2 separate regions of the Mus musculus genome follow, and region 2 is linked to region 1. The links are chromatin loops, found by intact Hi-C in ENCODE. Cell type or tissue: left cerebral cortex. All regions are shown on one strand.

Region 1 (8,000 bases):
AGCCACATTCCATTGAATTTAAAAGTTCCAGGTAGAGATTACATTTGTCCAGTAAATCAAGTTTAAATTTGAAAATACTTAGAGAAAACCACTCCTTCTGGTGTGCATCAAACTTATATGTATCCTATGCATAATCAATCAGGTCTATGGTTAAGAACTAAAATAAATGCATGTAGGCTATAAGAGCATCTCATTTGAAGACAATATAATAAAGCCTATAAACTAAGACAAGGATAGACTGTATTTCTCATGCTCTCTTGCTCTGTGCTCATTAATGCTTTGCTTAACTTCTCTTAATTACAAATGAACTAATTTGGAGAATGGAATAATATGATACTATTGACTCACAATATTTCCATGGTAAAGCAATAAAGCAACTTGTATAAAATACCAGACACAGAAATTCAGTTCAATAAGTATTAGTTCTTTGATGAAAAACTGGATTTTGGTATAAGGCCTCAGTCCATTTATGATGGTCACCTGGAATTGACATCTGACGAGCACATCCACTGTGCATTCATTTGAAACCTTGCATCAGTAAAGATAAACTTTCAGCATGTGAAATCAAATATAGGGTTAATAAAGATTTCTCAGAGGAAGAAAGAAAATGTTAATGTATGCAAGAAAGATAAATGGAAACTCGTTTAAAAAATTTTCACTCATAAATCTTTGTATGAATTTAACATTGAGTTTTCCAAGTAGGTGTGATTTAAATTTATACGTTGTTACAGCAGTGCAAATTTCTTATTTGTCATTGTTACTAAATATAGACATCATTGTTAAGAAAGAGGAAATAATAATCTGACTAAAAATTAATTACTTACAATAATTATTTTTTGGACTTTATCTGGTCATTATTACATTAGCGCCAACGTGTCATTACTGTTAAACAATCTCAATAAAAGATGAGCAGAACTGGGTATAGTGGTATACCTCCACAGTCTCAACACTCATGAAGTTGAGGCAGGAACATTTCAAATTTGAGGGCAGCCAGGCTAAACAGCAATTTTCAGGTCTGCCTGAGCTACAGAGTAAAACCATGTCTTAAAAGAAAATGAAAAAGAAAATACTAAATGATAATGATAAACCACATATAAAATGCCAATATTGAGTAACACAAGTAGTTATTAGAGATACTATCTCAAACAAACAAAAAAAGAAATCAAATATTAACCAAGCTAATATATATATATGTCATATATATATATATATAAATGATCATTAATAAACTAAGGATAAAACTATCCTAAAGATTATATGTGATTTTTATAAACCAAAACATCACACTTTCCCTACCAATTTTTCAACTTTTATAAATTTATGGTATTATTTTGCATTCCATGTTCATTCTTCAAAGCACATTTACTAAACTCAAAACTTGTAGCCAGCATTGATCTACATTTCTGAGTCCTTAAATCAGGAGACTTAATATTTTATGCTTGTGTTCAGAAAATAGATTCATTTAATGACCATAACTTATAGTATTGACCATAATTTTTAGTCTACTCCAGAATTCAGGCTGGAATCAAGAACCAAACAGCTAGACATTCAATGGAGTGAACTCTGGAGGCAATCAGGAATTACATCAGAAAAATGTCTTTTCTTCCTTCTTCAGAAGATCTGTGATGGTCAGAAGGTCAGAAGTGGAGGAAAAGGCCAAAGAGAAAATAAATCTTCTGAGGATTTTACATAGATAGCCTTGATACGTACATACGTACATACATACATACATACATACATACATACATACATACACACATAGATACATTGAAACTTACAAATATATGTTTATATATACATGATTATATATATGTATATATATATATACACACATTGCAATAATCAAATATGTTTGAAGCATGAAATTTGTAGGAGAAACAACCTTGCTAATTATCCCAATTAACTGATCTTCTCTGAACACAGTACAGACAAGAAGCCATGTCACAGATAGTGTTGTGGCCAGGATACCTAGGTTTAAAAAAGAGATGTTATTTTCTAATATGGGAAAAGGAAATTAAGGTAACAGGAAGGTAAATTTGAGCAAGTTAACCTTGATATTAGAGATGAAAAATTACCTTGTTTTATGTAAATATTTTCCACTTGAAAACCCAAGTAAATTTGATTCTGAAGGCCACCAAAAACACTGAATAGAAGTGCTGAACTTTATTCTGAGAGTTTTAAAGAGTATAAGTTTGCAGCCCATGGCCTTGCATAGGTGCATTGAGCAGTGAGGAAAAGCTGCTAAGAACTTGGGACCCATCATCAATTTTGAACACTGGGACCTGACAAATGACTCAGACTCAGGCTCTCTCATCCCAGTGTTCTTTCTGTAAAGGGTGATTAGTAGGGCACATATTGTATGGAATTGTACCCTTTACTTAATGCATAAAATTCACTTACAGTGATTCTTAGTTTCACTAAATCATCAGTGTGATTCATGTTTTAGCAAGAGCCCTCTGATGGCAATGCGAGAAGCCGATTGCAGAGACGGAAAACAATACTTCCATGCTTCCAAAAGTGGGTCATGTAGAATTTAATCAAAGGACTTGACAGTGAATGGAGAAGCAGGAGAAGTACTGTGCAATATTTTTTGACCAGGTAGATAGACGAGAAAAAAGTTAGAAGTGATTTTCTGGCTTCTGAATCAAATGGCAAGATGAACAGCTCATCTCACTGCTTCATACTATCTATACCCACTAGCTCCATGAGCTCAACTGTCCTAAGATTCCCTCAGAAGCTGGCTGCAACAGACCCAGTACCTATTTATAACAAATAACCAAAACAGAGAACAGAGCAAACACAACCCCTTCAAGTTCAGCAGAAAAGCAAGCTATTCTGACTATCCTATTCTGTCCCTTGAAATCGATAAAAATAACCAAGAAGTCATTTCCTAAGCCACCAGAAAAGATTGTACCTTTTGGCATCAGTGATCACGAGTGTACAGCTGGAGAGTACAGTATCAAGCTAAGATCAGACCTCTCCAATCTTCAGGACCTTTTGGTTTCATATGAGACAATAATGAAATGAAGTTTTGCAGTTGTAGGAGGACTACTTTATCAGAATGGTTATTTTCTTAAGAGATACAATGGATCATGTATAAACTCCAGAAGGCATGAGATGTTAGGGAAAGAAAATGAATTTTAGAATCTCAGATATAACAATGCGCATATGGGATAAAGTATGGAGAAGTCGAGAGGGAAAGTGAAAGAAATCACAGGCAACACACTCCTTGGAAAACTTTCCTGTTGCTTGAACACACACACACACACACACACACACACACACACACACACACACAAACTATATTGCTATTTCTGTATTTAAAACCACCATCTGCATCTCTACTACACAATCCAAGAATTAGAAGAGCAGAATATATTATGTGCATGAAGCTTATGTAAAGGTATTATAATAGTTATTTCATATGACTAAAATTTTAACTAAACCGCATTGCTTCCTTAAGACGTCATTATAATGTGCAAGTGACAAAGTGTGGTAAAAGGATTATATTAGTAGTTATTTTAAAGCTGGGGAAGAGAGAAAGAGTAGTAACTGACTCTAAATGTCATAATGTTCCTCTCTACATTTCTCTTTGTTTATAAACAACTTCCTGTAAACATCTTTGGTTTAGAAATTGCACTTGAACTTTTGTTGTGCTGTCGTATACCTCAAAACATAGACCACCATTGCCCTGTATGTACCTGTAATTAACATGTCACCTAGGAGAGAGAGGTAAATCCCAGAAGGAGCCTTCACTCTTACCTGCAGAACAAAGCCTTTTAGATCTTTCTGCATAGCTTGCAGGGACAAGAAATCCAATGTTAACCAACCAAGGCCATTTTCAACTTTAGTGGAATTATACATTGCCTCTGGTACTCTGAGCTGATGGGTTAAGGACTCTCCTTAGCCACTTTCTATTCTCTAGCTATTGAAAAGCAGCACAAAGAATAGAAAGACAACTACGTGTAACACTGCTTGGTTGGTAAAATTGAGACTATACTGTGTCTAGAATCTTAATGCTAAAATCATAATGCTCCCTTATTTTTACTGAAGTTTACTTTGGTTTTCCACATTTTTAAAGTTGTTTAGAAACTTGTGCTACACACTTATATAGTAAGGTTGTAGGGTGATCAACAAGCTATTTTGATGATAGGGTGCACTAAAATTCAGATAACCAAGTAAATTAAAGTAGAGCAGATTAAGCTATTGTTTTATGTTTCTTATTCCATCACCTACAAGCCACAAACAAGAGAATAAATAATGTTTTCCAGATCCCAATCACGACCCCATTTTAAGGTATTTTTTTTAAACATGAAGGTATCACCATATTAAAATACATGCCCACCCTTATATAAGCCTCAGTGTAATTATAGTTTTATATAATTAGAGTTTCGTGTCAAAAGATTTACAGCTTCATCACCTCAAGCAACATTCAGAGCTGCCAAGAATGATTTATGCAATAATGACTTAAACTGTAAAATAGAATTCTCAAAGGAAGAGCTGTCAAGTGCTTCTACTTCAGATAAGTGGGTTTTTAAGAATTGATATTCTGGTAAACAGCAATCTCTACTCTACCTAGAACAGTCACATACTGAGCAAGATAGGAAGTACTGCTTCTTAGTGAACTGTGCGGCATGTCGTGTTTCCACTGGGACCAGCTCTGGCTTCCCCTGCTCAGCAAGCCAATGAGGCACTTCAAAAAGCAAGCTTTCAAAAATAATGGTTCACTCCTCAGATATTTTGATGCTTAAACGTATTTTGTTGATCCATCATGAATGAATGGAAAGCACAGAATATAGGAACACTTCCTCACTTTCTCATCGTGAGATACATATATATATATATATGACTGAATTGCTGAATTAATAAAATAGGAAGCATTTACTGAATAGAATCAAGAATAAAAAAAAAACAACAAAAATACAAGTGATTGAAGTAGATGAACTTAGTTAAAAGGCATTAAGGAAACATTAAGAAACAAACCAATGAAAATATTTCTATGTTGTGTTTTTCTTCTGTCTGTCTGCTTTTATAAATATAAAGTGGCCTGCAGCAGGTCAATAAGAGGTGAGACTATCAAAGCATTTGGGTCTCATAAGCTTTTACTGATTTTATAGCTGTCGTGTGAATAAACCAACAAACTCTCAAAATTAAGCCATCCACTAGTTTATTGGATCCCAAGAAGGGAAATATATCTCTATCTTAACCGTCTTCCAGGGGATCTGAGTTAATAACCTTTCCTTGGGGGGAAAAATCCGTGAGTTCATCTATTTATTTCCTCTACTAACTAAAGCTAAGTAGACAGTTTCTTGTTGACTCTAAAGAGGCGCTACTCCTTAGAAGCGTGCCATACCTGAAAACATCAATAAAGACAAAATTTGTATGAAAAAATAACATATCTATATTTCCACAAACTTCCAAAGGTTCCTTGTACAAAATTCTCTCTAGTCTCTCTGTCTCTCTCTGCCTCTCTCTGTCTCTCTCTGTCTCTCTGTCTCGCTCTCTCTCTCTTCTCTCCCCTCCCCCTCAAAATTCATATAGCTAAGCAAAGCATTCAGACATACATTTGCAATGGGCAATACGCTGACAACTTTACTGCAGGCTTGTAACCAACAGGTTTGTGCTTCTCTATAAATTTCCTCTTGAAAATTGTTCTGAGCTCATCTTTTCAGTTATAGTGAATGAAGTGATGAGTGTCCAAAATTCCACATTTTAGTTTCAATACAATAGATAGAATTGTTATTTAAAACCAAAAATTTGCTTAGCAGCTCACTGGCTTAACTAGAGTAGTACTTTAACTTTTTTAAAGATGAAAACATTCTGAAGCAATCTTGAAAATATAACAACAATTATGTCTGCCAAGCCTTAAACAACCATGATGTAGACCATGTCAACATCCTCTGGAACATTTAGAGAAGAAATAACCTACATTTCAAAGAAATTCTTAAAATTTCAAAAGGCATACTTCTTGGAACAAAATAGGCAAAAGAGATAAGGTGCAGTGCTTTGTGATAGTCTCTGTGAAGCAGTATCTCTAACAATGAAGCAATTGGGCTATTTATAATATACAATGCTACTGAGCGGAAAATAAGAGTGAACTGGGAAGAACTTACAGCTCAATTCCTTTGCTCTCTGATAATCATATAATTGCCTTCATTCCAGAGCAATATAAAGTCATACAAACCTGCCTTTCCAGTAATACTCGATTGCAATTCCCACTCAAGTGCAAGTTCATAGGATGGAGAAAAATCCAGTAATTAAGAACTGTACATTTCTTACTTTGAAACATTTAATTACAAGAAAATAAGACAAAGAATTAACCTTTCTTTTGCTATTTTTTTCTCTGTAGTTTTCAAATAATAAGTCATAATCCGGTGTAGCCTATAGGATAGCATGCATTGCCAAGCTTAAGGGTTTTCTAAAAGTCTGAGCAGATTCTCCTCACCCTCATTAATTTTTGTAAATAAAACAGCAAAATAGATGATGCAATATTGGCAAAATAACCTACAATGTACTTGTTTTCTACAAATGTTTTACTAAATGGGTAATTTACATGTGTAGATGTGAGACTACAACTATGCTTTAAAGTGAATTATGTGAGTATTCATATAGACTAACCTATTTATATTCAGTTATTTATATCTGAATATATATGTGTGTTCACATGCATGCATGCATGTGCACATTCATATGTGTATGCTACAATGTAAATGCATGCACATTGTTCCCAGGGAAAGGCTATAAGAAAGTAGTGTGTCCTTGAGCTTGAAATACTAGTCTTAATTTTAATACTAATAACTTAACAACTTAACAAGTGAATATTAATAACTGCACATTCAGAGCTCCTTTTCTGTATTTCTTACAAGTAATGTCTTCTACATCTCTTATTTTATAACAACTGCATGGAACCAAGTTTAGTCACTCAGTTGTAGAGGTTTTTATAAACTGTACCTAATCTTCTCTAAAAACAGTTGAAAGACACAAAAGTACCAACAACCAACACTTTAAAAGCCAAGATACACTTATCACTGCACCAATGTTCATTTCAGATTACACTGTTTTAATGAAGACCGTGGTAATATATTCAATGTCAGGCAGATAGTATGTACCGACTCACACTATGCATGAAAAATGCAAACAGTGAGTTACTAATTCTCACACCACTCCCTTGAAAAGTGTCAGGGGTGACTTATGGCATTTTCGTCCTTGGTGACATTAAGTTACTGCACCTCTACAGAGTTCAAACAAGGTATGCTTACACAAAGAAGAAGTTTTGTCACTGGTCAAATAAGAACATTCATACTTCTCAGATACTGAGACTTTACATGTAAAAAAAAATTCCATCTACAATTAATTATGTGAGGTTTCGTCTGCATATGAACTTTTGGTAATCGGAATTTCACTACAAGGGAATCAAATAGAAGGAATCCTAGCTGGATCCACATTACCATTCTTGTGATAGTAGGTGACCTCCACTTTCCTCTCCTCTGACCCCAGCAGCGCCTGGGCAATCTGGGCAATATCATGCCTCTTGGTCTCAGGCCCATGGAGAAAGTCACAGGTACACGGCTTCTGCATGACATCTGGCCTGGAGAAACCCGTCATCTCACAGAAGCCATCATTGCAGTAGATGATAGCACAGTTCTGCACTCTGGCATTTGCAATGATAAATTTTTTATCTGCAACAAGAAGATGGTAGGACATCTCTTTTAAAATCTTCCCAAAGGTTCTCACAAACACTAAAGCCATTTGTTGCATAACGAGGGTCAGAAATACAGTGGCTTCCCCCAAATGCCAATCATTTAGACCTTTCCAAGAGAATTACAAAAATCACACACACACACACACACACACACACACACACACACACCCCTATACAAACTTGAGGTGTGAGATCTGTGGAAATACGTGATTTAATACAAGAAATTAAGACAATTTCTCTTCAATTGCAAGAACAGAAATTTCCAAGTTGCCTAGTTCTCAAGCTCTTTGAGTCCCAG
Region 2 (8,000 bases), 120 kb before region 1:
AGCATAATGCATAGTATCTAGGCGACAGTCACTCATTATTTTATGGATCCAGCAATGAAAATCTCATACTATTAAATGTCCAAAATTTGGCCTACACCACCGACTTTTCAACACAGCTCTTACAGTGACTAATCAACACATTATCACAAAAATAACAAAAGCCAGCTGAGTATTGACTTGATTATCTGCACTAGAATTTCTAACACTTCTAAGTTATCATGTATGACAGACAGTGCACAATCAAGTAATCAGTCTACCAACTGTTCAAACACTGCATGCTTGTTTTTTAGAAAAGAACAGAGAAAGAACAATAAAAAGTTTCTTATTAATGTGAAAAATAGTTTCAAAAATGTTGGATTATAGAAAATCTGAGACTTTGTTATTTGAATTTTAAAAGGGTTACAGCAAACACTATGATATCAGCTAATAACTGTAGGTGAAAATAGAATCATTACATATACTGGTGATACTTTATCAGAGCAAAAATATTATTTTAGTTTTCCTAATATATCTCCCTAGCCATAGAAATTATATTTGATGTTGACTAAATTACATGCTACTTTTTGTAATTCAGTTCCCTTAGAGAAATGTGCCTGTTTCCAGAATGGGCACATGTTGATACTTTTGAAAATTAAAAGAGACAAAATAATGGCAAAATATTAATCTTATGTCAATGAGAACAATAACGATAACAAAAGAGTCAACCTAGAATAGAAATCCAATTATTGAAATCTTAGAGGAAGACATTAGAGATATCACTTTTCTTTTCTCCAATGAGTTTAAACTGACTTGTCATATAACATTTTGTTGCATAGAAAATGCAGCCATTATGTTACAAGTTGTATACCTTAGTTCAAGATGAAGATAGTGGTCACTACTTATAGAGCAATATATTTGGAAGAATTATTTATTTGCAATATGTAATTTACATGTCTGCAGCCCAAAATAGTCAGGTTTCAGCTTTCCACATGCAGACCAGGGTAGCCATGTTCCTTAGCTCTTCTCAAACTGAATCCCTATGCTTTGAGCCTGAGCATTGGCCAACTGTCTCTCCACCAACACACTGGCTTATCTAGTGATTGAGGGGAAAATGGCTTTATGGTAACACAGAGGATGAAATGTGACCTGAAACATCTCTCTAGTATTTAACTCAAATTATTTATCAGTGTAGAGTTGGTAATGACCAGGAAGAAACTCATGCAATCTCAGGAAGGAGGTTTATATTTTGACAAAGTCTTTGCTATGACAGAAGTCAGAGAAACGATGTTAAAATAAATATTTAGCACTCTTAAAGGATTTGCAATATGAACGATCATATATTTTGTAATCATTTGAACTTAGAACCTAAAGCATTGAATGTGTACTCTGTACCACTGAGCTATATCCCCGGACTATATACCAAAATCGAGTTATATTAGGTATTATGTTATACTTACAAATTCCAAGCATGTATGTGTGTGTGTGTGTGTGTGCATATATATATATATATATATGCATATATATATATATATATATATATATATATATATATATATAATTATTTAGATCATCATACTAGGCTTGAGAAAAAGTGATGGCAAATATTTTATTACCAAAAACTAAAAACACAAAATGTATGTCAATGTTCTTGTGCTCAAGATGTGTATCTACTCAGGATCCCATGATGGCCCCTGCAAGCACATGTTTTACTCCAGAAAGCAGGAATGATCCATCCATGCAAGAGTAAGTATGAGTTTGCATATGCCAAGGCACTTTAAAAGTACCAGTTTGTGAAACTGAGGAATGTAATGCAATTATATTATTGGAGTCATGCTCACTATAGAATGTGTGCTTATGAGAAGACTAGAACTTTCTATAGTATTTGCCTCTTTAGAGGCAAATTGGTATAGCCAGATGAATTCAATCCATTTGCTTAACTCCTCACTAGGAAATTATGTATAGGAATTTTCATCCTGGTGTGTTTGCAATATTCTAAGTCGTGAAAATGTGACAAACTGGTCTATGGATATTGGTTCAATTAATGGCACTCATTGTCCCCTATAGGTTGATATAAGTGGACTGCTCTGTATTATGAATGACTGGCAAGTTTCAACTAAAAAAGTTTCAGATTTTAAATTAACCTCTAAACAACTAACAGCTCACAGAGAGAAGGATTCAGTAAATGTTGGTAATTAGCAATGCAGCCAGCAACATTGTTTTTTCTTATCAGTGAATCTAGAGATCCACACACACAGTCTCACACACACACACACACACACACACACACACACACACACATCTTAAAATGCATTAAAAATTAAGTTTAAACACTTTAAACCAACTGTTAACTGGTGCTTCCAGCTGGAACATTCATGATGCAATAAAATTAGAAAGTTGGAAAGAAAACACTGCACAGAAATGTACTTGATTTAAAAGTCAGACTTCACATTTCAAAGTTCCTGGTATTTCGGATGAGCTTCTGCTGTGCATGCCCACAGAGGTACACTTTCAAGTCACTGAAGAGTGCTCTGCCAAATGTAAAATCCTTTGTGCTCCATTTGCAGACAGGAGAACTTAGGGGGCTTTGCTGAGGACTGCCGTCTGCTGCAATTAGAATGGCTTAACCAACACAGGAAACCATTTCCAGATCCCCATCGAACCCAAAGAACCCTAGGAATGTAGAATTTTTATAAAAGTGCGAAAGTATATTTTCTTTAAAAGGATTTTAGCGATTAGGTGAATAAAGATAGTGGTGATGATCAAACATAGATATGATGATGATAATGGGGAAGATGACAGGGATGATGGTGATGGTGATGGTGATAGGGCTCATGCTTGTGATGATGGTGTTGACGATAGGATGGTGGTGGTGATGATAATTTGATGATGATGATTATGACAATAATAAGGAGGAGGAAGTTAGAAGCAATTCTTATGTACCCAATGGCTGCTATGTGCTTTGGGTGGAGGTTTTTATCCTCTATGGTATGCATGCTAATTATTCCCATCTTACAAATAAAAATACTATGTTAAATGGTCTGTCGAAGTGTTACCAAACCTAAGGCACAGTTAGGCGCTCATATATGCCTAAGTGTTTTTTCAAACTCTATCATCATTCCATTCGGCACAATTGAAGGTAGTCAAACTTCTCCAAAAATATATCACTACAGCTCTTGTCTATGTTACATATTTGCCCTCAAGGACCTCCACTCACAGGAAAGCCACGCCATCCGTTTGCAGCTGCCTGTGGGAGGGAAAGGGCTTGAGAATAATGCTGGCCTACATTAATTGTCTCTTGTCTTTAAAAGGGCAATAACCACAGTCAGAGGTTGGTCTGGTCATTTAAACCCACACTTTATTTTTTTGCAGTGTGTGTTACCGAGACCTTTAATGAGCACAGTTGGAGTGGGGAGCGTTCTATTTTGGAAAGCCAAGAACATCTCCAGTTTTGTGGTGTTCCCTCGCAGCACATCAGAATATGTGTTCACAGAGGCCTGAGGACAAAACTTAGGAGCATATCTTTTGACAGGCCATTTTCCCTTAAGAGGTTCACACTCAAATAAAGCCATCTTTGCATTTGAAATTCCCTAGAAGATCATGCAAATCTGTTTGGCTATGAAACACTGGATTTCATCCTCATTGTGTTTGTTTCATCGTGACCATAACCTCGAAGTTGTGCAGGGCTGAAGCTGATGTTCCTTTTAAACGTGAAAAAAGTCAGAACACAATTTATACATTTAAACAAGGTACAAAACAAATGGAATCCATAAGCTTTAAGAAAGAATCTATTCCCAAAATATCATTCTACTTAAAGGAGGGAATATCAAAAAGACTTTGCTACACACTGACTAAATACTACTTATTTCTAATGAATATGTAACTGAATAAAAATTTTAAATGTTTTTGAAGAAATCAGTTATTATAATGATGTATTTTATTTTATTGAATAAGCATTGATTAAATCTTTCTATAATACATAAGCAAAAGTGTATCTGTGAATAATAAAGCAATGGACAGCAATAAATACCATGGTCAAAGATATATGAGTGTTATATAAATAGGTAAACACCTCAGATACTATTATCAAATGAGTTCTCAAAGGAGGGAAGTTGGATGAATAGAGAGGAAGTAGGCATGTGACATCATTTTATACTGCTATCTTTTATGCTGCAGGTCCTCACCTACTATGTCTGGACAGGTTGATATTCCTGTGAGGTTTTAAATAACATGTGCATGCTCCCCATGCTCAGAGGCTCTTCACCAGTTTTCTCCATGCAGCGATGCGAGTTGAGACTTGCCCTTTTCTTTTCATCAAAACTGTCCACAAAAGTTACTTCTCAGCGGCTCACTTTCTCTCTTCCCTACTAAAAACTGCATTTTTCTGCCCACTTCTTCATATCCTTTGTACCTCCTATTTTTCTTAACTCATGTTGATTTCAAATGTATTATAGTACTTTCTTATTTATTCTATACATTGTCATCACCTTCATTTCATTCTGGACTCATTGGGCAGAGCCTTTGTTTCTCTTAACTGCTAGTTTGGCAGAGCCTACAGCATAGATTTGGAAAATCTGTGATATGCTTGAAAAGATTAGGACAAAGCATATACAAGTTAAGTTTATAGTTAAAACATTAAGAGAATTCAGATAACATCCCAAAGAAAGGGAGTTTGGATTTATTTGCCAGCCACCGTTCCAAACTAGAGAGTTTTAAATTTGGCATCCAGGGAATATGAGGCAGAAAACAGAAAGCAGAAAGGAAAAAATAAAAGACTATGGATCATGAACACACTGTGGACCACAGTGCTGAACTAACTGAAGCATGCAGGCCCAGGGGCAAAGGCAGGATAATTAGACTCCCCTTTAGGAGAACACCTCATCCTCTCCTTAACGACACAATCAAGGGAAGGAAAATGACAGGTAAGAATAAAGACAGAAGTAGAAATGTGGAAAGAATGAGCACCAATAAATGAAGACACCTTATCTCCTTGGTGTCTGGGCAGAAAACGGAAGGTGTTCAACAGAATGTGAAAAACAGTTGCTAGAAAGGATCAAATGGACTTTCTGAATACTGCAAGTTTGAATGCAAGAGAACAAATAAGTATCTACCCAAGATCATTAAAAGAAAAAACACAACAGAAGGATGAGTGAACCCAGAGAAATCAGAAGGTCAGGAAGGCAGGTAGAACAGCTGTTTGCAAGAAAAGTGAGACCATCTTTGTAACCAGAGCTGCCATGTGGTAGATACAGGACATGTGGTTGCACTTGTCATTACGAGAGCCACACAATTCAAAGGATCAAGTTCATGCTTTTGCTGAATTGAGGGGCAACAGTATGCTCATCCCTTAAGCTGCCTTAGCAACGTGACTCCAATTGTGGCTCAGGTTTTTGTAATCTATAGAATAGCAATGTGTGTGAGTACCTATTTCATATGCCCATGGATGACTAAATGTGGCTAATTTTGAATCTGGACAAAAATATGGTAGTTAAAAACTGAATACATTTCAGACAATATATCTAATGCATCTAAAACAGTACTTGGACCAGCATAAACACTACCTAATAATCTGATGGGTTTTCCTGATCCATATGCTCATTCTTGGCTCTTTTGGCCAGGCGCTGACGACCAAACTGTAGAGCCAATGGACAGCAAATTTTTCACCACCCACTTACAGAACTGAGACACAGTGCAGGTGACCATCTGTAATAGAAGTCTACCTAGGCAGGGGCTCTTCTCAGTTCCTGTAGGAGTCTGGGCACTCTCTGTACCTTTTTCTCATAGAACTAACTTTGAAGTCTTAAACTCAGAATTTAAGGTTTTCTACATCTTGTTCCCAAGTTTTGTTCCAAAAATCTCCTGCAGCCAGATTTATTTGAACTTCTTTCAACAGCCAAGGAAACAGGAGGTTTTTGTCTTACACGCTGTCTGTATCACAATACCTTTCCCCATCCTACCAATCACCAGTCCCTTCTGTTACTGCCCCACACAAGCAATTTCTAAGTACTCATCTGTCTTCCAAGTGCCAACAAGCATCTTTCCACTTCGAATGTTCCTTGAAATTAAATTTTGTAACTTGAAGTCTATTTAATATGTACCTTGAATCCCCAAACATGCACAGGGCTAATGTAATAAATGATACAGATAGGTTAGTAGGAATGGATACTAAAAGGCATGTGTTCTGCAAATCCATGATCATCAACAAAGAGATAATAAGGGGAAGAGAATTAAAGAAAAAAACTATACATTACTTTCTAAAAGTGACAGTGAAAGGCTTGTCAATCATATGAGCAGAAAAGCTCAAAGGTTAAAATAGCTTTTAACTGTAGTTTTGTGAAATAAATCAAACATATAAAATTTCCCCCCAAAGAATCAAAAAGGACTTTGAGATCGCCTTGCTTAGAATTGGGCTTTCAAACCCTTTACCTATCCTAGACAAGTAAGATGAATATTGGGACAGCCATAGTAATTTAAACATAAACATCCATGTATGATAAAATTAGAATGACTTAGTTTTACATTTTTAGCAAGTTTCTGAATAAGTAACATTGTGCTGTAGCATTGCATAATGAATCACTTAAACACTCTCCTCATATATGCACAAACACATACAAGTGCATGAACACACACACACACTTCTTTCAGGAAGTGTAACTAATTAGCACTATTGTACATCAATTTTGGCAGAAAACATCCATCTACTGTAATGTTCTGTTAGAACAAGAATCTGTTTCTCAAAAGCCTATGTAGAAGGTAGGATCAAAATGTGCAGTGAGGAAAGCTCATGCGTGGTGTACACTGTAGGATGCAGGTAGGCAGCAGGGATGCTGGCTCAGTTTGAGAGATTCCCAGAGGAGTGCCTGTAGCTAAGCTTTAGTGACTTTTTGTTACCCACGAATGTGCAATGCAACAACATCTTCCAAGAGATGAGGAGGAACTGTAAATCCTTGCCTTTTAATGTCACGTATAAATTTTAAAGTTTAACCAACATTCATATAATATCATCAGTTAAACATTTGGTATGGCCTGAAAACTACCTGTCCCCCCAGGCCCCCAGCCCTTGGATACATGTGAATACCCTCTTCAGTGTAACTTCCATTCAATCACTACAGAGGTGTGAAAAAAAAAAGTCACCTATAAGACATGGAAAATAACCATGGCTATTTTTATAGTACAGATATATATGGCTGAATAAAATTTTTATTAAAACAAATGAAAGAAGGCTCTAGGGTGATAAGCTGGAGCCATGAGACAAGGGATAGATAGTCTAAGGAAGATGTAGATATTTTTGGCCATGTTTTATTTAGCGCATGCCCTCTGGGCTGAATATATTCCTAGCACAATAATCTCAATGTCATCGCAGGGCCTTCATGTCAGCAGAGACTTTGAAAGGTACTGTATTTTTAGAACTCTTTCATGAAGGCTCCTATTGCCACCATTAATCTATTAGCCTCTAGATTTTCCAGGAAGGCTATTGAAAATATACTGTAAGCAGTAACACCTCAATAGACTATCAGTGCGAGAAAGGGCTGGCTCTTTTGGAACTGGTGATGTTCTTTATTTCCATGCCTTGTCTATGAAATCCTAGGAACTTGTATGTGTTGAATGAATGCACCACCAGCGAGTGGGAGGCTCAGTGAGCAGCATAGTGGTAGAAAATTTGCCTAGAGGCATGAGTTTGGTTCTTAGCAAGTCAAAATAAAATAAAACAAGAAGGAAGCAGACATATATTTAAAAGACTTTCTTAATAAACAACTAAACTAAACTAACCTACACTAAAGCTACAAAATCATGGCCTACTTCCACCTACATCCAGCATTTCATGTAATTTGAATTGTAAGTATATAGTTTTAACTATTTTGTGTTTATGCAACAGCACATGATATTTTACTGATGCCTCAAATTCATCTTTCTCCATTGACAGCACAGCTCCAAAGTGAGAAAGGGCGAAATTGTCAACTTAGAAGTTAGACAGCTGGAGTAAGTTTTGAATACTTCATAGAGCAAACGTTTCCTTGTTTCTA

The links. A loop is a pair of places that touch in the nucleus more often than their neighbours do. Peaks named below come from ENCODE experiments on the same cell type or tissue, not always from the same donor. Only the 100,000 strongest peaks of a DNase experiment are listed, where the experiment ranks them.
Region 2: it touches region 1 in a loop (2.8-fold over the local background); 2 of 42 quality-filtered maps call a loop at or near these places.

What each region holds. Positions count from the first base shown.
Region 1 is chr2:63,174,608-63,182,607 of GRCm38, forward strand. It overlaps Kcnh7 (potassium voltage-gated channel, subfamily H (eag-related), member 7), which reads right to left. Exons shown (of 16, transcript NM_133207.2): 2 at 7,449-7,679. Among named protein-coding and RNA genes, the nearest start is that of Gm34110, 5.1 kb to the right of the region's middle. In left cerebral cortex, no CTCF peak of the experiment used is centred here; DNase peaks (open chromatin) are centred at 2,709, 3,243, 3,731, 4,580 and 1 more place; H3K4me3 peaks cover 2,330 bases; H3K27ac peaks cover 4,247 bases.
Region 2 is chr2:63,056,166-63,064,165 of GRCm38, forward strand. The region is part of intron 2 of Kcnh7 (potassium voltage-gated channel, subfamily H (eag-related), member 7); the gene reads right to left. Among named protein-coding and RNA genes, the nearest start is that of Gm52513, 92 kb to the left of the region's middle. In left cerebral cortex, no CTCF peak of the experiment used is centred here; DNase peaks (open chromatin) are centred at 2,406, 3,299, 6,760 and 7,616; H3K27ac peaks cover 1,506 bases.